Linked DNA regions of Homo sapiens: region 2 is linked to region 1. A link is a loop called in an ENCODE intact Hi-C map of the cell type or tissue named here. Cell type or tissue: mammary epithelial cell. All regions are shown on one strand. Each heading gives the region's core, and the rest is flanking DNA. Links, peaks and the distances in the headings are about the cores only.

Region 1 (11,903 bases), core at 1,303-9,302:
AACCACCCATCAGTGGCAAGGTCCTCATCTTAAAGTGAGCCAGAATGCTGTGGAAGTGCGGAGTAGGACATGGAATGCAGTCAAGGCTTGCCAAGAAGGCCTTTCCTAAGATCAAAGCCTGGAGTGGGACTTAAGCTAGAAGTGGAAGCCAGCCAGGGAAGCAGTGGATGTTTAAAGGAGTAAACAGCAAATACAGAGAGGACATAACATAGACAAAACTGTGTGCACAGAGCCCTGTGGCTATTCCGTCCAGCTGGAGGACGGAGTTGTGACAAGGAGACAGCATGAGGTAAGGAGCTAGCCATGGCAGAGCCCAGGACATGAGGAGCCTTGTGTGCTGTGCTAATGTTGACTTCGATGTAACCTAAAGGCAATGAGCAGTTAGTGACGGATTTTAAAGCCAGAGAGTGACATGGTTAGACATATGTTTTGGAAAACCTCATTGCGAGTGAGGAGGATGAGTTGGAGGAGGACAGGAATGGAGGAAGGGAGGCTAATTAGCAGGCTAGGTGGCTGATTGGATGTGGGAGGCAAAAGAGGGAGTGGAGTTTGGAATATTCCCAAGTTTCCTCTGCAAGGTGTGTTTGCAAATGGGGAGGAAGGTTATCTTGAAGTGGTCCCAGGTCTCTGGCTCAGCTCAACTTGCAGGTAAGGCAGAAACCAGCTGGTCTTCCCTGTTTGCTTTACCCTCGTCTTGGTAGGCAGCCAGGAGACTTGTCTTCCAGTCTCAGGAAGGTAAGCTACTTCATCAGCTCTCTCATCTATAAGGTGAGAGACTTGGATTGGATCTGCTTTACAGACTTACTCCTGCAGGGCAGGGGGTCCAGGGTCTAAGAAGATCAAAGCATGCCAAGGCAAGAATGAATGCCTACTGAAGGAGGCAGTGCCCCTCAGCCAAAGTCTGCTCTAGTCTTGCTGGAAAAGGACTCAAGGTTGCCAGATATTCTACAACGGAAGCCAGAGGTCAATGTTTTTAATATGACATCTTCTAATTTTAAAATGCCCAATCAAAATATACTTGGTTTGAAACACATGAGATATATTTAAATCCATTTGTTCATAAGTGATTTAAAAAAAATCGTTGGTCACCATTAGGGGAATCTGAGGAATCACCTCATTATTTTGATAAATAATAAGGGAAAGAATCAAGCATTTATCCTGCCTTTCCTATTTGACGTGTACCTCTGCATAAACAAATCATTGATGACAGATTCTCTTTAGAGAAGTATTCAAGCTCATAAATGAAGAGTGAATCATAGAACTAGAATGTCACAACTTGGCAATCCCTAATGAAATAATGGGTCTAGACAATGGTCATCACTGACAAGCAGACATTACTTTGGATCGAATTAAACTATGGTCTATGAATTATTCTTTAAAAAATCCAGCATTAATTGATCAAGCCTCTATATCTAACAACCAATTTACAGGAAATGTAGAGGTAGAAGAACATGTTAAATGGCACCATGGGGATACATTTAACAAAATCCAGACTGTGGAAAATTCTACAGAACAAATGATCTGGTTTATTTAACAAATAAATTTCCAGGAAAAAAAGAGATTAACTGGGGGATTATCCGATTAAAGGAGAGAATGCACTGTGGAGATTCATTTGGATCCCAATTTGAACAATAAAGAAAAATAAGACAATTGGGGAAGTTTGAACATTGACTATATATTTGAGGACAAGGAATTATTGTTTTAGGTGTGATATTGATATTATTATGCTATTTAAAAGAATTCTTATCTTTTAGGACTACTTTTTAGTACTTAAAGAAGAAATGATAGGATTTCTGAGATTTGCTTCAAATTCTGGAGGAGAGTGGGAGAATAGATGAAGGAAGATTGCCTTTGAATAGATTAAGTGCTGGCTGAAACTGGGTGGTGGGACTATGGGGGTTTATTATAGCATTCTCACTAATTTATATATATTTATGATCCACAATATGCTATTATTCATGATGGAAAGTTTAAAAAACACTTTATGGACCAAAATGTGTTGGTGGCCTGGATTTGGTCCACAGGCTGCCAGACTGTGGCCTCTAAATCTGATGACACTTCAGCTTCCATCCAACTGTAAATTGCCCGTGAGTCCAAACCATCAGTGGTAGGACCCCTTACTACTAGACTTTGATTCCCCAAACCTTTTTCTGGTCCCTTGTCAGGTCCTTTCCCAGAGGTTCCCATCCCACAGGGAACGCGGTAGTGTGGCAGAGAGGAGCATTAAACAAAGCCATGACGACCAGCCAGAGTTCCCTGGGACGGAAGATACCAGAGGATTGGGGTGCTTAGGATTGGGGTGCTTGGAGCAGGGCGTCTGGAGCTGTCACAGACTAGCGCTGCTCCTCTATCCAATTCTCTAGCCTCCGTGTTGAAGATACACACTGCATCCGGCCAGACCCACTTTTTACCTGAGCATTCCAGAGCCCAGCCAAGGCAAAGACATCTACTACCCAGGAAAAAAATAATAATAAAAGGCTGAAGGCTCCCCTGCGGAGTTCGGGTTAGAGAAGAGGGTGGTCAGTCTCAGGGAGACAGAGCGATTGGGGCAGAGGAGGGGAGAGAGTGAAAGTCCCCTTGTCCGAAGGCACGTGAGAAGGACAGTGCAGCAGACGGGCACGGAGCTATTTCCGTGCGGTCTCTTGTCTTATTGCATGTCCCCCCGCCCCACGCAGTGAACTACCCTTCCCTTGGCACGTGTCTGCGGCGCTGGCTGCTCATTTAGAAACGAAGGGGCCAGCTCGCAGAGTGCATCGCGCGGGCGGCCGCAGAGGGGACGCACAATAGGCAATCAGCGGCCGCGGGGCGGGAGGGGAAGGCGCGGGGGCGCTGCCGGGGGCGCCCGTAGCCTGCGCGCTCCAAGGGCGCTTCCATCCCTCCCCAGCCCCGGGGCCTTTTATTGTTCGCTGGACCAGCTCCTGTTCGTCGGACTGGCGCTGGCGTGGGAGGTTTGGCGAGAGGCGGTCTAGGCCGTTGCCCAGCCCGGGATCCTGCGTGCAGGCGCGCCCTCCACTCGCCCGCGCTCCCACCCAGGTGTCCGCGTGCGGGGATTAGGCGGCCCGCCGGGCTCCCGCCTCCTCCATCAGCCGCTAATGGGCCGTCCTCGGCCTGGCCCCCGCGCCATTGTGTGCGCGTGGGGGTGACGCCGGGTCTCCGCGGCGCGGTGGAGGGTGACCGCGCGCCGCTGCCACCCCGCTTCACACCTGCTCCCCGCCCCCAGCCCCGGCCGCGCTTCGTGTTCCCTCCCTCCCCGCGGGAGGGGTCTCAGCTGGGGCTGCAGTTGGTAAAGAGGCCGTGGAGAGGCCGGCGGCGGCCCGAGGAGGAGCCATAAATTTGGAGCAGATGCGGCCTGACAGTCACCCAGCCCGGGGAGGTGGGGGAGGGCTCTACGCCCCTCCCAGGCCGCGTCTTCTGGTTTGCAGCTGAGTTAGATGGATTCCAGGCCGAGGTGACCCGGGACTTTGGACACACGGAGCCTGTGCTCCTCACTCCCCCACCTCTGCCGGCCGCCCATTGTGTGCCCACGTGCAGGGAGAAGGAATAGGGGGCAGGGACATGTCTGCATTGGCTTATGATTTTCCCCCTAAAAAATGTCGTTTTCCAGCAGAGACTGTGACAAAGTCGGCCACCCTGGCTCTGAGCTGGCGCTTTTTGACAGCAGCCAGAGAAAAATATGGAAGATAGTAGAAGCAAGCTTCAGCTGTTCATTCTGCACTATTTTTTAAGTGCCTGTTTTGTGCTAGAAAGGTAAGGAGGCACAGGCATACAGGATGGGGAGATGGGAAAAGGTGGCGGAAAAAATACCAAGGACTAATACTTGCCATACTATAAGTATTGTGTGTACTGTAATTCTGCACATTAAATAGTATTTTCCTTTAGAAAGTGGCAGTTCCTCCAGCAGAGGAGGGAGCAGGGTGCAGTGTCTCGGGGGGTTGATGGAGTTCGCTCTCAATCCAGGTATCCCATCCACAAATATATGCGTGTCAGGGGTGCTTTCCGCGGATCTGGAAGGGAGTGAAAAGAGCTGGAGCTGCACCCAGGTGGGGTGGACACAGCCCTATTTATCTTATTTGCTCTGGGTACTGTAGGGATTCTTCTCTAGTGTCGCTTTAATTGAAGACTGAGTCTCCCATCTGAAGATCTTGTGACCAAGGGTGATTGGAGGGTCAGTGTCCACAAAGCTGGTGCTCAGTTGGCAAAAACCTCTGCCACCTCCCTTTGTGGCTGTTCTCTGCTCCCTCTAACACTCTGGGCTGGACTGGGTAACTAGATTGGCTTCTAGGACCCATTGCTTCTCCCCTTAGCTCCCACTCCGACAAGTCTCCCTGGTCTGTGCCCAGAGGATCACCCTAAGACTAGAGCAAGCTTGTGCAACCCACGGCCCATGGGCCGCATGCAGACCAGAACACCTTTGAATGCGGCCCAACACAAATTCATATATGTTCTTAAAACATGATGAGGTTTTTTGCAAAAAAAAAAATTTTTTAGCTAGTGTATTTTATGTGTGGCCCAAGACAATTCTTCTTCCAATGTGGCAGGGAAGCCGAAAGATTGGACACCCCTGGACTAGAGATTCACAGCTTGCATGAAAATCACCTGGAGGCCTTATTAACCCTGCCCTACAGTTTCTGATTCCTTTGATCTGGGGTACGGGCAGAGATATTGCATTTCTGAAAGTTTCCCAGGTGGTGACAGTGGTGATACTGGGGGCCACACTTTGAGAGTACTGGCCTACAAGGAAAGGAAAATAGGGGCAGGTGAAAAAAGGAAGGAGCTGAAGTCTTCAGTGCTGGAGGAGGTTACTGGAAGCTGAAGCTCTCCAGGGTACTTGGGTATCTTCACCCTCTGTGAGGGATCCATAGGCCAAATCCCCAAATAATTGTGGACATATTCCAGAATTCATATTCTAGTATTCGAGTGTGTGTGTGTGTGTGTGTGTGTGTGTGTGTTTCTGAAGACTTAGCACTCCCCCTAATGGCTTCAGATGATTCTGCACTCTCCTCAGCCTTTCAACGGGAAGCAAGAATTACTCTTATTTTCCCAGCCTAACTTGGTTATCCACTCCCATCTCTTTGTCACTGATGGAGCGGGGCATTGTCTTACACATTTGTTTACAAATTGAAGAGCATAGTTTTTTTTTACACAATAGTTTGTGTACTAATGAATGAATTAGTGCTATCTTTCCTCTTTAGGAGAACCTTGTTCTCCTAAAATCTACCTTAAGTCACATTTGAAGTGTTGTAGAACCACCTACCAGTGTTCTAAAACACTTCAAATGTGTTCATAGGGAATGAGTTCCAGATGGTTGCCTAAAAATTCTCCCCAAGGTGTCGGTGCCGTTGTCATCAGTTGGGAACTTTTGGCTGGCGGCAAGCACAACCCGAGTCAGAGGTTAAGGATGGATTTGCAAAGTGGAATTTTTAAGTGTGGTATATGGACAGATCAGATGAGAAAATCAAGTGGCATTTTATTTCTCACCACCAGGTGGCAGACCTAACCTCATTAATGAGAATCATCCCTAGACTTGAAGCCTGGCCTGAATTCTACTTTTTTCATATATGAGCCAGGGCAAAAGAGCTGTTTCTCTACTTAAATGACTCAGAAATTTGGGGTAGGGAGAACAATGCTTGAAAATATCTTTGTAGGCCGCGGTGGCTCACGCCTGTAATCCCAGCACTTTGGGAGGCCGAGGCGGGTGGATCACGAGGTCAGGAAATCGAGACCATCCTGGCTAACACGGTGAAACCCCGTCTCTACTAAAAATACAAAAAATTAGCCGGGTGTCGTGGCGGGCGCCTGTAGTCCCAGCTACTTGGCAGGCTGAGGCAGGAGAATGGCGTGAACCCGGGAGGCGGAGCTTTGCAGTGAGCCGAGATCGCGCCACTGCACTCCAGTCCGGGCAACAGAGCGAGACCCCGTCTCAAAAAAAAAAAAAAAAAAAAAGAAAATATCTTTGTAACTGCCGCCAATGTACTTGAGTAATCCCTTGAGCTTCCTGATCCGTGAGGAAGGGCTCGCTGATACTTTTTTTTCCTTCTGGAAAGAGGGAAAACATATGGATGTAACAAAATGGGTTACTTAAGAAAAATGTAAGCGATCTAACTTCTAACCAGAGGTTTCTGCCAGGGCATAAACACATGGCAGCCCTAAACAGCTTTGCAGGCACATGGCTTCCTTCACTTCCAGCCCGTCTGGCAGGCACCCTCTTAATTCCTACCAACTTAATTCCTACCACCCGAGTTCTTTGTTCTGTCGCCCATATTGAAGTTTCCTCAAACTAAAAATGAAAGCTTTATTATAATTCTGGAATCTACTCAGGGCCTTCTTAACTAAATTCTAACTTGCAGTATACGGACATGTAGTTGATCTCTCCTTTATCCCAAATGATCTTGACCCTCAGATCATAGTCAACGTATAAATTAAATTCAACCTAAATTATATAACTATAGCAAGGGTTACACACACACAGCAAGAATGCAGGACGGGCGCGGTGGCTCATGACTGTAATCTCAGCACTTTGGGAGGTCAAGGTTGGCGGATCACCTTAGATCAAGAGTTCAAGACCAGCCTGGCCAACATGGCAAAACTCCATCACTACTAAAAATATAAAACTTAGCCAGGTGTGGTGGCGTGTGCCTGTAGCCCCAGTTCTCAAGAGGCTGAGACACGAGAATCTGCTTGGGAACCTGGGAACCTTGAACCTGGAAGGCTGAGATTGTAGTGAGCCAAGACTGCACCACTGCACTCCAGCCTGGGCAACAGAGCGAGACTCTGTCTAGAAAAAATAATAATTATATATATATATATATCTTACAGGAGGGGTCAATGAATGTTTTGGGAGAAGGGCAGTGAAGATTTCTGTTCTACACACCTTTCTCATCTCAGGGCTATATTACAGCAGATTCTGACAGTATAGTAGCTTTCTTCACAATGTCAAGATCAGAGCAGATCTATACCTTACATAGAAGACAGAAAATTGACTATACCAACATCAGGTCCTCCAGCATAGGTGGGACATTACCTTTTCAGCCTGCAGGGCTTAGTACTTCTTTCAGCTGATCGGCTTCAGGCCTCTTCCTCATTTTGGAAAGGGCAAATCTCAGGTGCACACTGAAAATCTTAGACTAAGTAGCCTGGTACAGTGGCTCACGCCTGTAATCCCAGCACTTTGGGAGGCCGAGGAGGGTGGATCACGAGGTCAAGAGATCGAGAACATCCTGGCCAACATGGTGAAACCCTGTCTCTACTAAAAATACAAAAATTAGCCAGGCGTGGTGACATGCACCTGTACTCCCAGCTATTCGGGAGGCTGAGGCAGGAGAATCGCTTGAACCCAGGAGGCGGAAGCTGCAGTGAGCCAAGATCATGCCACTGCACTCCAGCCTGACGGCAGAGCCAGACTCCGTCTCACAAAAAAAAAAAAAGAAAATCTTAGACTAAGTAAAACCCTCCAGCCCAGAGTGCTTCTCTGCATTGGGCAATTCACTCTCACTGCCAGAGCTCCCTTATACACTTTAAATGCTTATAAATACACTAACAGACAGAGCCTATGGGAAACAATATAAGAGGATTGGATAGTAAGTATTTGGTTTTTTCTATGTAGTTTGTTAACAGAATCAGTCAAAATATATTTATGGAATGCCCACAGGCTACATAGCATGGTACTTCACCCTTCATTGAAAATCCATTAAAACAATTACTGGGTCATGCCTGGAAACTTTTTTCACAAAGGAATTTTCTTTAGTTGCTGGGTTGACAGGAACTAATTTGAGATGCAAAACTAACAACCCCATTTGAACTAGCAAGCCCTTATGTAAACCACTACAAGTGATATGTTTGAATTTATTCGCACCTGTGCCTGTATATATGGACTTAAAAGCTAAAGATATCGTGGTATTAATATGCATATAAGGGAAGGAGAGTTTTAAAAGTTAGTGAATCATCTTCCACTAATGCTTGGTAAATGTTTACCAAGAAGGTTGTGCCCTGGTTATAGGCCGGTAATGACCACCAATAAATAAAACTGTTTTCACCTCTATAACAGTTATGGAATGTCATTCCTTCTTGCCTTTCATACCAGGAAAACTAGGCTGAAGAAAAAAATCACTTCTTTTTAATCAAGGCAAAAACAGACTCACCCAACCAAAAACCAACCCTTGGTATTTGAAATTAGTTTATTAACATAGGGAGATTTCATATTTTTTTATTGTTTTCTCCCACCACTAACTTTAAGACTTTAACAACCTTTATTAGAATACACACACAGCTATATATATATATTTGGTTCTGTCTTCTCTAAATCATTTGTTTAACAAGGAATTTTTTTACTTAAGGCACTGGTATAGAAAATGTACCCCATTTCTTGCATATCTTGCATGTTATGGGGTCTTGTTAAGTGTTTCCAAGTTTGGTGGAATCACCACCATTTCTACCCCTGGTCCATATTTTTAGTTCCAGATCTTCTCTGCAACCACTATCCCAGTCCAAAACCCTCTACTGTATTCGCTGTCTTCTTAGTGCGGAGGAGAAAGAAAGAGCAGGGTTGGGCAGAGGGTCTTATTCTGCCTTAAAAGAAGGTTATACTTTCTGTCAAAGGATAGAACTCTGACTGACTTAACGAAAAATACAGTAGTATAAGTTTAGACCCAAGGTCAGATAGTCCTGGGGCTAAAGCTCAGATCCATCACTTAGCAATTATGTGATTTGCTGCAAGTCACCTAACTTCTCTGAGCCAAGGCTGCCCTTCTCACTTGTAAAGTGAAGCTTAAATAAGATAATACATATGAAAGGCTGGGTGTGGCAGTTGCACCTTAGTCCTTGCACTTTGGGAAGCCAAGGCCTGTGGAGCCCTTGAGCTCAGGAGTTCAAGATCAGCCTAAGCAACATGGCAGTAAGCTGTCTCTACAAAAAATACAAAAATATGCTGGCTGTGGTGGCATGTGCCTGTATTCCTAGCTACTTGGGAGGCTGAGGTCAGGAGTTCAAGACTAGCCTGAGCAACATAGTAACAACCCGTCTCTACAAAAAATACAAATATGCTGGTCATGGTAGTGCATGCCTGTAATCCCAGCTATTCAGGAGGCTGAGGTGGGAGGATCGCTTAAGCCCTGCAGATTGAGGCTACAGTGAGCTGTGTTAGTGCCACTGCACTCCAGCCTGGGAGATAGAGTGAGACCCTGTCTCAAAAAGAAAAAAAAAATGCACATGAAATGCTTAATGTCTGCCCTACTACAATGCATCAGAGAATAGAAGTTATTAGTATCTACCGGACCCAAACCTCTGTGAGAATAGAAGCTTGCTTCACTTCTGTTGCTTTGGGCAAAACTTCACCTGTGATCAAGAGAGTATGTGTGTGTGATACTGTGAAATATATATTTGGTCTTCTCCTGTCTCCTGACATATAGCTTCCCAAACCCTTGGAATCTCTAAAGCAACAGGAGTCTTTTGTATGCTAATGAGGTAAATGGTGGCCCAGCCATGATTAGAGGGCTGGGACTTTCAGCCCCACCCTCCAACCTCTGGGGAAGGGAAAGGATCTGAAGTTTGGGTTGGTCACCAGTGGTCAATGATATAATTATTCATGCCTACATAATGAAGCTTCCATGAAAACCCAAAAGGACAGAGTCTGGGGAGCTTCCAGATAGCTGAACACATGGAGGTGCCTGGAGGGTGGTGCCCTGGAGAGGGCATGGGAGCTCCGCACCCCTTCCCTGTGCATCTCTTCCAGCTGGCTCTTGATCTGTGTCCTTTGTAACATCCTTGTAATAAATGGGTAAGTGTAAGTAAAGTGTTTCCCTGAGGTCTATGAGTCACTCTAGCAAATTAATCAAACCCAAGGTGAGGGCCCTGAAAACCTCAATTTATAGTTGCTTGGTCAGAAGCACAGGTTACAGCCTGTGGTTATGACTGGCGTTTGAAGTGGGGCAGCCTTGTGGGACTGAGCCCGCAGCCTGTGGGATGTGACTGAGCCTGTCTCCAGGTGGAAGGTGTTAGAATTGAATTGGAGGATGCACAGCTGGTATCTGCTGGAGTTAGAATTGGAGGACGCATAGCTGGTATCTTCAGTTTTTTTTTTCTTGCCTCTTTAGTATGCATGTGCAAATACAACCGAAAACTCATTGATAGCTAAGCACAGTGGCTAGCACCTGTAATCTCAACACTTCAGGAGACTGAAGCAGGAGGATTGCTTGAGGCTAGGAGATTGAGACCAACCTGAGCAACACAGAGGGAGAGACCCAGTCTCTTTAATTTTTTTTTTAATTAGCCAGGTATGGCAGCGCATGGCTATAGTCCCACTTACTCAGGAGGCTGAGGCAGGAGGATCACTTGAGCCCAGAAATTCCAGTCCGCAATAAGCCATGATCGCACCATTGCACTTCAGCCTGGTGACAGAGCAAGACCCCATCAAAAGAAAGAAAGAGGGTGAGAAAGAGAGAAGGGGGAGTGGAGAGGAAGGGATGAAAGGAAGGAAGGAAAGGAAGAAAGGAAGGGAGGCAGAAAAGAAGGAAAGGAAAGGAAAAGAAGAGAGAGAGAAAGAAAAAGGAAGAAAGGAAGAAAGAAAGGAAAGAAAGAGAGAGAGAGAAAGAAAGAGAGAAAGAAAGAAAGAAAGAAAAAGGAGAAATCTCATTGAACCACCAAATCCAGGATATTGCAGCATAGGACTTTCTTTTCTGGGAAAAAGCTGTGTTTTGAGCAGGATTAAAAGATGACCAAGATCCTTTGCCTTTCTCTAATTGTTGGTCAATTGAGTTGGATCCTTCCAGAGACGGACACTGAGACAAGCTTTTGAGTGCAAGAAGTTTCTCTGGGGAAGATCACCAATAGGAAAATAAAGGTCTGAGAAGGGAAAGAAGCCAATACAGGGTAAATTGTGGATAGCTGGGGCTTAATTCCTTCAGGGAACTCTGGGACAGATGGCTTAGGATGCACCTCAGAGTTTTCCTACCTGAGGGGCAAGGAAGTTGGGATATGTATCTACCAACCCTCTATCCATCGTTTGTTAAGATCCACTTCTGGGAGCATTAACTGTTGCAGGCACGGCCTTGCCACAGAACCCTAGAGGCCAATACTGCAGCTTTCCTAACAGAGCTTGCAAGAGACTCTGTGTGGCCTACATGCCTGCAACAAGCATCTCTAGCACCATGGAATTACCAGGCACATGGCCCAAGCAGAAAGGCCGCTTAAACTGCAGCTAGAACCTGCTGCGAAGTGTAGTCTTGCTCTGGGCCTCCCTCAAAATCCGTAGCCTTCTGAGTCACCCAATACATGCGTGGGAGCAGTATTCAAAGAGGTGTGTTGCTGTCTCCAAAATCCAAAATCCCAGCAGTACCATACCCCTAAGTGGAAGAAAAGCAAGGTACAAGAACTTGTCCTCACCCTGGGATGTCTTGGCATACCCCAGACAAATGGACCCCTAAAAATTTCACTGATATGGGAGGCCCTGAGTCATTTTGGGTTTTATTTTCTCACCTCTGGTGATATAATTGACATAATGTATTAAAATAGGGAAACTGCATGGAGTTCTGGGGTAAATATCAAGAGAAGCAAGGTCTTTCAGGAAATATTTTGAGGCTGCTCTTGGAAAAGGCCTTTAAGATTCTCAGAAGCCGTGACTGCAAGGTTCCTTCAGACATTGCCTTAAATCATTCATAGGTTTTCACAGGGGTTCTTACAACCATACCCTTGATGTGGTTTTTGGCTTTAACTTTCAGGAAGTCCAGGTCTTGCTCTGTTGCCCAGGCTGGAATGCAGTGGCTCAGTCATGGCTCACTGTAGCCTCAAACGCCTGGGCTCATGCAATCCTCCTGCCTCAGCCTCCCGAGTAGTTGGGACTACAGGTACACACCACCACTGACTTTTTTTTTTTTTTTTTTTTTTTTTTTGGAAATGGTGTCTCCCTATGT
Region 2 (11,903 bases), core at 2,127-10,126, 510 kb before region 1:
TCGTCAGAGCGGGGGCTGGGGAGGCATGTTGCATCATGGGATTGATTCACATGGAGGACCTGTGGGCAGGAGAAAGGGGGCCGCACCGTTAACACCGCTGAGCAGGCCCGCCCTGGGCACCCAGCAGCTCCCTGTGTCCCCCGCTGGGCCACCTGGGCCGGCTGGATGCGGCAAGGGTTGCACGCCCTTCAGGGCAACAAATGAGAGCTAAGGAAGAGGCCTGGGTGGGGAGGGGCTTGCTGTGCTATTTTGACTTGAAAGAAACAATATTCAAATCATATGTAAAACAACCGGTACCCCTGCAGCGGCGCTTTGTTCAGCATCAGCTCCGGCCTGTTGTACGTGTGGGGAGGGGGCACGAAGAGGGAGGGGGCCTGCCTGGTAGCAGCACCGGGGGACTGGAGGCCATTTGGATACCCCTCCTTCCCCAGGAGGACCCTGAGTTCCAGCCTGATAAGGGTGCTCCTGGCCCCGCTGTTTCCCAGGCTTTCTGGAGCAGCCACAGCGCGCACAGGGGCAGGAGGGCCTCAGGCCAGCTACGGGATTCCAGGGTCCCCAAGCACCAAGCTCGCCCCTCCCCAGGGCTCACCCGTCCTCAGACTGTGAGACGGAGGACGGCCTGGACCCGTCCTCAGACTGTAGCCCCAGGGTGGCTGCCTGGAGGCCTTGGGGAAGGGAAAGAGGCAGGGAATGCCGGTCTACTCCTGTACTTTCCCAGACTCGGGCTTGTGACTATGGGCGTGTCCACAGATGTGCCTGCATATCCTATTAAGGAGGACTTTCCTCAGTCTTGGTTCAGTACGGTCACCGGAATGTGGGGATACCAGAAGAGCTATCAGAGCCAAATGGTCTACCTGCCTCTTTGGCTGGTAGAAGACAGAGGCCAAGGGTGACTTGTGTATGGGAGGGCGGGGGTTGGGGGACTTGTTAGTGAAGCTGGGATGGAAGCAGCACCTCCAGATTCCCAGCTCTGGGCCTGCTCCACTGTTGCCCCCATCATTTCCCCATCACCAATAAGCAGGCGAGCTGCCCCCATGAAGCCTCAAGATTTCCTCTTGAAGTAGGATGTGGTGCCATAAGTGGAGACAGCCCGGCTGTGCCACCCAAGGAAACAGAATGTCCAGAGAGCTGTTGTGCTGCAGTAGATGCTCTGAAATATTTAGATCTAGAAGCCACAGGCTAGTTGCCTGATACAGGGCTGTCCACTGTAGGGTAGGAGGTTGCTAAGAGCCTCTGTGGAGTGCAGGACGTGTTCTTCTCCTGGGTGGAGGGCACTGTTGGTGTAGAAACCTTTGTGAGCACAGCACTCACACCCTCCGTCCCCTCTCCCTGAGGCACCTAGGGCTTCATCCTCTTCCAGCCTGGCCCTTCCCAGGGTCTTCCAAAATGTTCACAGACCTGAATTCTGTGGGAATTTGAGAGTGCTTTGGAGCTGCTGTCATCTAAAGGGGCTGGCCTCCAGGGCTGTGTGTGTGTGTGTGTGTGTGTGTGTGTGTGTGTGTGTGATTCTTTTGGTTCTTTTTCAGGAAGTGGAAGTAAGATCTACTCTGACCTGACCTGAGTCTCCAAGATACCAAGTACGCTTTGACCTTCTGCAAAAAGCACTGGAAAGGCCTGTTTCACTCAATAGATGTCTACCAACCACCAACTCTGTGCAGAGAACAGTGTGGGGAGTGTGGTGGGACAGATGAATGAGGCATGGCTAGGAGAGGGAGGTCATGGTCCTAAAGGAAGGAAGAAAATGAGGTGGAGGTGGGTGGAGAATGCACAGGGAGGGATGGCTCCCCCGGTGCTAAAAATGCCGACTTCAGGCCGGTTCCGTCGGCCTCACCGCCTGTCACTCGCCCCCGCCTGGCCTCCTTCAGAAGACGGACTACCAGGATATCTTCACAACAGCATGCAGGGCCTCGCCCATCTCACACACCGCTGGTCCCTAAGATCCAATTTCCTTTTGCAAAGGGACGCAGGAGGGGGCTTTGGGGGAGCCTCTCTCTTCAGGCAGGGGAACCAAGGCCTCTGTTCACAGCTGGATCTTTGTCTGGGTGGTGGTCAGCATCCCAGAGAGCCAAGAGCAGAGTGAGGATTGCAGAGGGAAAAAGGTGGGGGTGGGGTAAGATATAGACTTTTTGAGACATCAGAAGGAACTTCCAGAATTAAGACTTTTGAGATATTAAAGTGGGTGGAATTTCTCTTTTTTGGACCCTGACAAAATAAAGGAAATAGGAATGTTTCAGGGGCCTATTAAACATAGCCTTCCCTGGAACTCTGGCAGAGAAGGCAACTTTGGATAGGGCCCAAGGGCCAGGATGGTGGAATCTCTTCCCGGGAGCATCGATCACAGATGCTCGTCCGCCAGGAAAAAAGTGAAGGGCCATAGCACTGTAGTGCCTGCAGCCTCCAGAAGAGGGAGCCTGGGGGCAGAGTCAGGGTGGGAGCCGCCTCAGGAAGGAGGGCTTTCTCCCCCTCTTAGGGGCAACTAGTTCTCTTTAACCTCGGGCTTGGGTCTTTTGGTAACCTCATTCCATGGATTAGAAGGTCATAATGAAGGCAAAACAAAGGAAGCTCAACGAGGAGGGCATAGGCTACAGAGAGGCGCCTTTCATTCACATTCTTTTGTTCACTGTCCAGTGAATGGAAGGCAGGGTCATTTTAGAGGCGCTGTCCCCAGAAATATTTGTAGCAGCAGGAGGGCTGCCCTGTGTGGGGTTAAGGAGGGGAGGTTAAGAGTAGCCTGTGCCCAGAGACAACCGCCCATGAGGCTGAGAGGAGACTGTTCAGTCCTGAGCCCACCAGGCTGCGGAGCAGGGCCAGACCCGCGTCGAAAGAAGACACAGGAACAATATTCTGAGGACCCAGATGGCCCTGGCCCCTCCCCCTCCTTGGGGTCACCACAGGCCACTAGGCCACTGCCCCATTACCCTCTGGGGGCTTCTCCTGCAAGAGAACAGGAGGCCTTTTCATTAGAGGCTTAAGTTTCCTTCTCTGCTTGCTCAGGCACAGAAGCCTCCGGCAACTTGACACTCCGGGAGCTCAGCTGCTGGAGACCCTGCACCCGTGTCCGGAAGCTGGCTCTTTTCCTCACACCTCTCCACCCACACGTGCACTTCCCCGGTTCCTGAGGGGCCACGTGCAACCATCCTGGAGAGGAATTTGGGGATCTGACTCGCCTTATCTGTGACTTGGCTGGGACTTTGCAGTGGGGTGTGGGGGAACTCTTTGAGCCACAGCGGGGGTCCTGGCCCTTTGGGGGAAGCCTGCCCTTTTTGCATTTTCTTTGGGAGAGGGAGGGGAGCAGCAGGCCTGAGCCCCTGCAAACCTAGCCCCGGGCTTCAGAGCTTTTGTCACGGATTCTGAGAGGCTGCTTGGCCCTGTCCAGAGGCCCCAGTGCTCTGTCACCAGACACCTGGGCATTCAAGGGGGCACAGTCAAGACTGCAAGTGGAGGACAGATGAGGAGCATCTCCCATGGAGAGATTTCCCATCGCGAACAGGCTCACAGGGAAAGGTTGCTTTTTGATTTGTTTTGTTTTGTTTTGTTCAGTGCTGAAAACCTTTATGATATGACATCTAGGAGGGAAAAATTCTATTGCAACACTTGACCCCACAATGACATCCAAGAAGAAATCATTTGTGTCTCTGATATCATCAGAAGAAACTAAAATGTCATTTTAGAGAGCCCAGGAGCCACCGAGGCAGGATCAGTGGATGCAAAGTCATAAAAGCACACCCCTTTAGGAAATGGGATGGGCAGTCCTGGGCACCCACCTCCCTCAGCCTCCTCAACCCATGCTCCCCACAGCCCTGCACCACCAGGTCGGCAGTCTGGAGCCCCAAATCCAGTGTGCTGACAAACAGGCTCAGAAAAAAAATACCAAGCTCATTAGGAAGGAGCTCATTAGGACTTGTTGACATGAAACCCATTAGACCAATTAACATTCCATTAATGGCCTGGGGCACAAAGGGGTTAATGCTGCCAGGCAGTAATTGGGCCAGTGTGCCGGGGTTGGGGGCTCAGGGCCTTAAGGATGAGACACAAAGTCTAATTGGGAACTCTCTGGCCAGCTGGCCTGACAGCATTTGTTCCTGGCCCCTGACCCTAGCTGAGACAAATTGATGGGGGATAGGGAAAGTAGGGCCAGCTCGCTTGGCCCCTCACTGTCCCACCCACCTGCCCCAAACTGGAGACGGGGCCCATGGCTGGCACAAGGACAAGGGTGAGGGGACACTCCCACCCTCCTGGACTCTGACAGTCCTGTTTTCTTCCTTCACGCCATTCCGCCCACTCCCTCTGGTCAAGTGTCTTTCTCAGCCCCGGGGAAGTGAGTCCCTTCTCTCCAGGAATTGCTTTGCAGTGATGTTACCCTCTTAGAAGAACTCTTTGGAGAAGCTAGAAGCCTTCAGGCCCAGAGCCCCGTTCATCTGAAGAGTGCTGGAGTTCAGAGAGAGGGATAGAGGGGACGGTGGCCCTGGGTCTGCCTGTCTTCTGGCCCCTGACCTCCTCCCCTCCTTCCTCCCTTCCTTCCCCCCTTCCATCCTCCTTTCCTTCCTCCCTTCCTGTCCCTTCTTCCCTCCCTCCTTCCTCCCTTCCTTCCTTCCTTCCATAGCAGCTAAGAGGCAGTCATGAGGGCCGCTAGGAATGCTTCTTGTCTGTCCTCCGACACATACAAGCAGCATGTTCATGATTTTCCTTCCCTTGAGACAGGTAGGGGCTGTGGAAGTCACATCCTCTGTCTGGGTCTCAATTTCCCCATCTGTAAACTTTGGGATTGGATGAGGGAATTCACAGGGCCACCCCTCAGTTCTCAGTTCCCATGATCTAAGCCTGGCCTTGGGGTAAAAAAAATTCTGGATTCCACATCCAGTAGAATCTACCACTTATTCTGTAATCTGTACAAGTCACTTTCCCTCTCGGACTGCAGAATGAAGGGATTTCCCCAGAACATTCGGGAAGCCTTTGCCCAGGATTTGCACTGCACACATGCTTGTTGAATGGAACGGAAAGGGTTGGATTGTAGCTTCTTTCTAAAGGCCAGCCAGCACCGGACTTCTCTTCCTCCCATCTAGTTGGAGAGTGGGAAGGAGGCCCCTGAGGTCAGCGAGCCAGGAGCTGTCAATCCCTTCAGCCCAGACGCCCCCAGGTTACCCCTCCACCCCCACCCCCAAGCCGTCCCCTCTGAGCAGCTGCCCAGGCCTGGGTTCTGACGTCTAGACAGATTTGCAGGAGGCTGAAATAACACAGTGAACTCAGCAGGAGGGACCGAAAAGCTGCATTAGTAACCTGGCTGGCTTCAACATCTCCCTCTGGGGCAGCCTCCTCAACCCTGGCGCAATCCGTCTCTTTTTCCCTCAGCCCCAACGCCGCGTCCAAAATGATCTTCTCTGGCCCAGCTCCCTTCCCAGAAGTGGCCTGTAGGTGGCGTCGCAGGGCCCGCTTTAATTGCATTATATAATATAACCTGTTTACTAAATCATGTAATCAGTCGCCTTAGGATTTGCAGCTTGGGATGTGTATGGAGAATTGGACTTTGAGTCAAATTTAAAAACAAATAAAAATGAGAGGCAGCTGTTGCTGATAGTGTGATATTCATCTTTTGGAAACAAATTCACCCCAGTGCTATAAATTATGCCTGGAAAAAAAAAGTGTTGCTGGTAGAACGGAGTTGGCTAGGTCTGCTCTGCTGGCAACTCATAGCGATGAATCTTGAAATAACGGTGTCAACCTGTCACTGATTTCATGTGACTCTGTGGATTTATCTAAAGAAGCAAAGGCGTGTGGGTGCACGCGAGCACACACACATAGAAACACACACATGCACCAGGTCTCTCTGCAAAACCCAGTAAGGGCTAGAAGTGACAAGCTGGAGGCGGGGTGTCTGCCAGAGCTTGGTGGTCCCTGAGGCTTGGTGGATGGGGTTGGCACCGAGAACTGAGCAGTGACAAGGGTGAGGTCAATTTGTGGTGGCAGAGGAGGACAGAATGGAGAGAGAGGATGCACCATGGGCTGGGAGGCTTGACCATGTGAGCAGGGGTTTGTCACCTCCAAATCAGTTGTTGTGTTGAAATGTTTCAAAAAGAGGGAGAAGTGGATGCTCCTGGAGGGGAGGACTAAGGAATTTGGGAAGAGGGGCAAGCTCCCCAGAGCCCGCCCCACCTTACAGCACAGCAAACACCCTCGCCTGCCTCTTCACCCCAGGGACTGTGGGTGCTGAAAGGAAGCTGGGGACCCTGAGGATTCAGGCAGCAGGAATGTGGGGCTGAGTGGGTGCTGCTCTCTGCCTGTCTTTCTGATCCTAGGCTGATGGGGGGAAATGGAGATCCTCCAGTCTGCTGAGGTCAGGCTTGGAGTGGGGCCTGGGAGCCAGGGAGGGAGTTTGTACATATCTATGTTACTGAAGGAGGGACAGGTGCAGAGGAACTGAGTGGGATTTGCACTCAGGTCTCACATCCTTGTTCACTCTGTGTCCTGAAGGCCAGCTAAGAGGTCAAAAATAAGCCGCGACTCCACAATGACCCAGGTCCCAGGGCACACCGCACCCAGCACAGAGCCCAAGTCCTTGCAGAATGTCACAGCCAGAACACCTGCTTCCCTACTGCCCCTCCGGGTCCTCCTTGGAATACTCAGTGGGGAGGCAAAGATGACAACCAAGACAAGCAGACGCTTTGGCCACCCATAGCTCTCCATACTAATTGTCATTTGCTGCCCTTCTGGGAAGCCAACTTGGGAGGTGGTGCCAGGTCATGCCCTAATATCACGATGCTGGTGTCCAGGGAACAGAGTGGGGACAGAGCAGAAGCCAGCATGAGCTTTGGCTAGGACTGCCTGCTTCTGACTCCCTAAGAGATGTGCAGATCTCTCTCCCTCAATCCTCCTTCAGCCCTTAAATGCCACATGGAGTGAATGCTTTGGAAATGGTAAGAGCCTTCTGTGAGACCAGAAAACCCAGAGACCCTTCCCATCCAACCCCCAATTTCCATCCCAAGGAGCGTGGCCTCCCCCTAATGGCCTGTGGCCCTACTTCCGAGGGCCTAAACCTCCTCTCCCGTCTCCACTCCCAAGACCATTTTACTGTTTGTTCTTTATTTGGAGTAACAATATGTCCTCACTGTGGTCGGGCCAACAGATCACTTATGCACTCACTGACCCCAGCCTAGAGATGAGCAGAAGCTTACATTAGAGACCCACCCTGGAGGAGAGGGTGCCGGGTCCCTCTGTGTCCATGGTTCACTATGGGGAGGATTAGTGGGCACACAAGCAGCATGATAAAGCAGTGTCTGGGGACAGGCCCCAGCACTGGGTCCATCACCCTCCTCAGCCGCTCCCTCCTCCATGGACAGGACTTGCCTTCCTTGAACTCCAGCCCGACCAGGTTTCCCAGAGAGGAGCCCCACCGTCCTGCCCTTTGCTGACAGCCATGCCGCTCTGACTCACACAGAAGCCAGAGTTCCAGGCCTGCAGTCTCTCCTCCTTGAGTCCCCAGTTCAGCTATTTTTTTTAACTGGGCTTCACAACACGGAGCAGGAGAGTCAGACGAGCAACACCCGCCCTGCTCCCGCGCCCTCTTCGTGGTCTTGCTCCCGCCTCTCCACACCGGGAACAAGAGTGCTGGAGCCCCACCGCCCTCCCTGCCTCGCTGTCACACCTTTTCTGGCTTCAAAAAGCTGCTGATATATTTTACAAACTGAAACAGCAATTTAATTCCCCCTGATAGCGGCAATTGTCCATTAGATCTTCCTACCGAGGAGCTTAACAATAATTCCTTTCATCCAACTGCTTGCTTCTTCTTGATCTGAGAATCAATCCCATAAATAGCAGGCAAGAGTTCTCACATTACTCTCCCCTCCAGCTTTTAGCATTTTGATGAAGATTCTCATCTCCTCTTTAAGCACTTTACAACTTGGCAATTTTTCCCCCTTTGGTTCCTTTAAACAAAATAAAACAAAAAACAGAAAAAAAAAAGCATGCTGGCTGGAAGGGGGAGCACAGCCCTTGCATTCTGCTCACGGAAGTGGTGTGCGCTTTTTCCTACCTGGAGGCAGGGGGATGGCTGCAGTGACCTGCGGTGGGTCCTGTCTGCTGGAAAGTGGGTGCTGCTCTGCCCCAGAGGCCATGACTATTGTGTCCCCAAAACTCACACTCACCACACCTGGGTCCCGCTTTTGCCAGTGATGTTCAACTTAGGGTACCTCTCCCATTCCAGGAGCCCCTCCCCCTATTGTTCACCCCCAGGAATGGAGGCAGGAGGGAGGCCACAGCTGCTGCCCTGGGGTGCTCTGAGCCAACTCCCTCCCCCAGCCTGTGGCCCCCTTGGAACCTTCTAACCTAGAGAGCGGATTCTGCCCTTTTGTTTTCCTCTCCAGCCCCTCCATCTCTAGCCAAACAACAAGAGTGGGAGAGGTGGGGAGGCCCAGGGAAAGAAGAGAGCTTGAGGCCTTTTATTCAATTATTTTCCTTTTTTTTTTCAACATGCAAGCAGCTCCAGGGATCGGGACAGTGGAGAGCCCTCCAGCTCCTCCACGGTGGTGGCTAGGGTGGAGTGTCAGGGCACCTGGGAGCCCCGGCCCGCCCCTCCCCCAGAGACACTATCATGTGCTCTCTCGTCTGCACACACTCACAGAGAAACAGATCTGAAAATGAACCTGGGACTGAAGTCCCCCTCGACAAACCTGATTCCCAGGTTTATTATTATTTGTCAAGAGCTGACAGCAGCCGCTCAGGCACTGAGCTGAGAAAACAACACAGGCCGGGCCCCTGAGACCCACAACTCAACAGAGACAGACAAACAGCTCCAGCGCTGGGATCCCAGGTGGAAAAGCGCAGAGCCACCTCCGGCAGCCCTCTCGGGCTCCCACCCTTTCATAAGTCTCTCTTCTCTGAGGCAGTCAGGAGGGCCCTGACGCTCACTGGGAGCTGGGGGGAGGAGGAAAGCAGGCATGGGGACCATGTAAGGTGTGAGTAGGGTGGCCGGAGCAGGGGCTGGTGGGGGAAGGAGGGCATGGAGGCGAGGGACCCTGAAGCCTACGCATTCCACCTCTGGTGCAACCTCAGATTCTCCTGGAGCCAGCGGAGCTAAAAGGGTCAGCCAGGCCCCTTTTCTCTCTGAGGACTGTACTGTGTCCTCTGGCTAGATGATACCTTGTTCCAAATTTTAAAACTTGCCTTTAGGAAAAAAAAAAAAAAGTCAAGAGTCAGAGTTGTGGAAGCAAGTGGCTCTGTGCATTCAATTTATCATTGAAAAGCCACTAGTTCCTGAGACGCTCATACCCAGCCAACGTGTGCCCTTCCTGCACCTTCCTGGTGGCCCAGGCAGAGCTCACAAGAAACAAGAGCTCTAAATAGAGCCCATGGCAATGGGATCGGCTAGAGGAGGAAAGGCTGCCCAGCCAGGCTGCCCCACCCTTGGTCCTCACCACCCCCTTGGAAGGAGGGCGGGTACACTGGCTCTGTGTTCCTGAGCTTCAGGAAAGCCAGCCCTGGGGAAGGGAAGATGACAGCCATGATGCGAGAGGACGTGGCGCGGCCACACAGACTCGCACCCCAGCAGATACTCCCTCCGTCGCCCAACCTAAGATGCTCTCGTGCCTTTTGCTGTGTTTCTTGTCCGCTACCAAGGTGTTCTGTATTTCACAGCCATGCCGTTCCCTTCATCAACACTTGGCTCCAAAGCCTACTGTTCCATGAAGCCTTTCTTCCCCTTCCACTCCAGGACTACACGTGGGAAATCAAGGCGGGAATAATCATCATGCATGTTTCTGTGTTATGGAAAATCTGCTCCTCACCCGCATGTCCCATCTTGCCCACTGGCCCCTGTTCCCCCCAGCAGACAAGATCATGGCTCTGCCTTGCATGTTCACTGGGGGAGAAGGGGCAGCCTATACAATATGACTGCACAAAGTCTACCTCCTTATGGAGCCTCAATATATATACATGGTTATAGTTTAATTTCTTTGGCTTAACTCCTTTTTTTCTTTCCTTTTTTTTTTTTTGAGACGGAATCTTGCTCTGTCACCAAGCTGGAGTGCAGTGCAGTGGCACGATCTCGGCTTACTGCAACCTCTGCCTCCCGGGTTCAAGCGATTCTCCTGCCCCAGCCTCCCGAGTAGCTGGGACTACAGGCGTGCACCACCACACCCAGCTAATTTTTGTATTTTTAGTAAAGAGGGGTTTCACCATGCTGGCCAGGCTGGTCTCGGTCTCTTGATGTGATCTGCCTGCCTCGGCCTTCCAAAGTTCTGGGATTATAGACATTAGTCACTGTGCCTGGCCGGCTTACTTTTTTTTTTTTTTTTTTTTTTTGAGATGGAGTCTTACTCTGTCACCCAGGCTGGAGTGCAGTGGTGTGATCTTGGCTCACTGCAACCTCTGCCTTCCGGGTTCAAGCGATTCTCCCACCTCAGTCTCCGGAGTATCTGGGACTACAGGTGCCTGCCACCACGCCTGGCTAATTTTTGTATTTTTAGTAGAGATGGAGTTTCACCATGTTGACCAGGCTGGTCTCAAACTCCTGGCCTTGTGATCCACCCACTTCGGCCTCCCAAAGTGCTGGGATTACGGGCGTGAGCCACCGCGCCTGGCCTGGCTTGCTCTTAAAATGTAAAACAAGCCAATCCAAGAAGCATAACCCTTTGAGTCCCAGCAGCCATTTACACAACAGTGAGAATAAGTTGGTTAGTTTCTGGAGCCAATTTGGATGTGGGTGAGATGATAATATAGAATTAATAACAACTGCCACTTACTGAGCCGTCCCTGTGCCCCAGGCATGACACTAACAGTAGATACGGGTCACCTGGTCTCTTTTCCTTAACAACCAGATGGTGTCGGCATTACGGTTGTTCCCATTCGTGGGTGAGCAAACCGGGGCTTTGAGGAAGTTTCCAGATGTTACACACAGTCTGATCCCAGAGTCTGCAGGTTTAACTGGAAGTCTCAGGGTGAGGGCAGGAAATAGCAGGGAAGGACTGAGACTCCTAGAAACTGGAGAAGTGCAGAAAAGGTGAGGCTGATTATAAAACCAAGCTGCCAGTTTAGAGTTGGGCCCTCGAATACTGGCTGTCCTTTGACTTTCCTATGCCCTGATTTTCCAAGCATCATGTTATACTGACACCACTAAATGTCTTCTGTGTTGCCGAGCCTGGGCTTTTGTACATCAGTTAATGGACACACACTCTGTGCCTTCCCACGGTAGGGAAGTTCCTTCCATCAGCCCTGTCATCCTGCTACAGCAGTGTGTGTACACATTTTGTTAAATATTTCATTGCATTTTGCTCTTATTATTTTATAAAAATGAGCAGGAGATGGGAAAATGAAAGTGCTGATCCCAGCGATAAGAAGTAGGGGTCTCATAAACATAATACGACTGAGACGAAGATGGAAAACGTTAAGCGAGCTGAAAGCGGCAAATCTTGAGTCTTCATCGTGGACTCATTGGACTGTGTGTTCAATTAGGAGGAGAAGGAACAAAATTAAAGAACACAAAATGATGGAAATGTATGGCTGAAGACTGCATCTCAAAGGCGATGTATAATTGGAATCTGATAATGTGTCGTAGCTGTCTGGGAGCAGAGCTCCGGGAACGCATGGGGCACATACGAAAGCCAGGCTGTCTGTGCCTCACCCTGCTCTTGGCGGCTCTGGGGCCAGGGCTCTGAATCACATTACTGGGATTCTGTCAGTGTCTCTGTCTTGTCATACTGGACTGAGGGGCCCTGCTGGGGCCCAGGAGGAGTGAAGTGGGGTAGAAGGGGGCATGCAGTCAGCCTGCTCTCTGTGACGGTCTCCACTTGGCCTTTCCCCACACACCCTTGGCTTTCCAGGGACCACCCACAGCTGTAAAGAAGTCCCTGTTCTGGAATGAAATCTGTCCATGACGCACAGGCTAAGAGGCAGCTGGCTGTATCTTGGGAAAG

What was found. Peaks named below come from ENCODE experiments on the same cell type or tissue, not always from the same donor. Only the 100,000 strongest peaks of a DNase experiment are listed, where the experiment ranks them.
Region 2: it touches region 1 in a loop (11-fold over the local background); 2 of 110 quality-filtered maps call a loop at or near these places.

Annotation. Positions count from the first base shown.
Region 1 is chr11:124,830,741-124,842,643 of GRCh38, reverse strand. MSANTD2-AS1 (MSANTD2 antisense RNA 1) reads right to left here. Exons shown (of 5, transcript NR_103862.1): 5 at 8,157-9,758. Among named protein-coding and RNA genes, the nearest start is that of ROBO3, 29 kb to the left of the region's middle. RefSeq lists an enhancer at 1-51. In mammary epithelial cell, for the core only: CTCF peaks have their summits at 4,982 and 5,484 (motif pointing right); DNase peaks (open chromatin) are centred at 4,943 and 5,493; H3K4me3 peaks cover 572 bases; H3K27me3 peaks cover 2,662 bases.
Region 2 is chr11:125,339,440-125,351,342 of GRCh38, reverse strand. It overlaps PKNOX2 (PBX/knotted 1 homeobox 2), which reads right to left. Exons shown (of 13, transcript NM_001382323.2): 4 at 1-59. The coding sequence starts at 37. Among named protein-coding and RNA genes, the nearest start is that of PKNOX2-AS1, 79 kb to the right of the region's middle. RefSeq lists enhancers at 1-56, 57-720, 1,376-1,918, 9,245-9,994. In mammary epithelial cell, for the core only: CTCF peaks have their summits at 2,398 (motif pointing right) and 5,402 (motif pointing right); no DNase peak of the experiment used is centred there.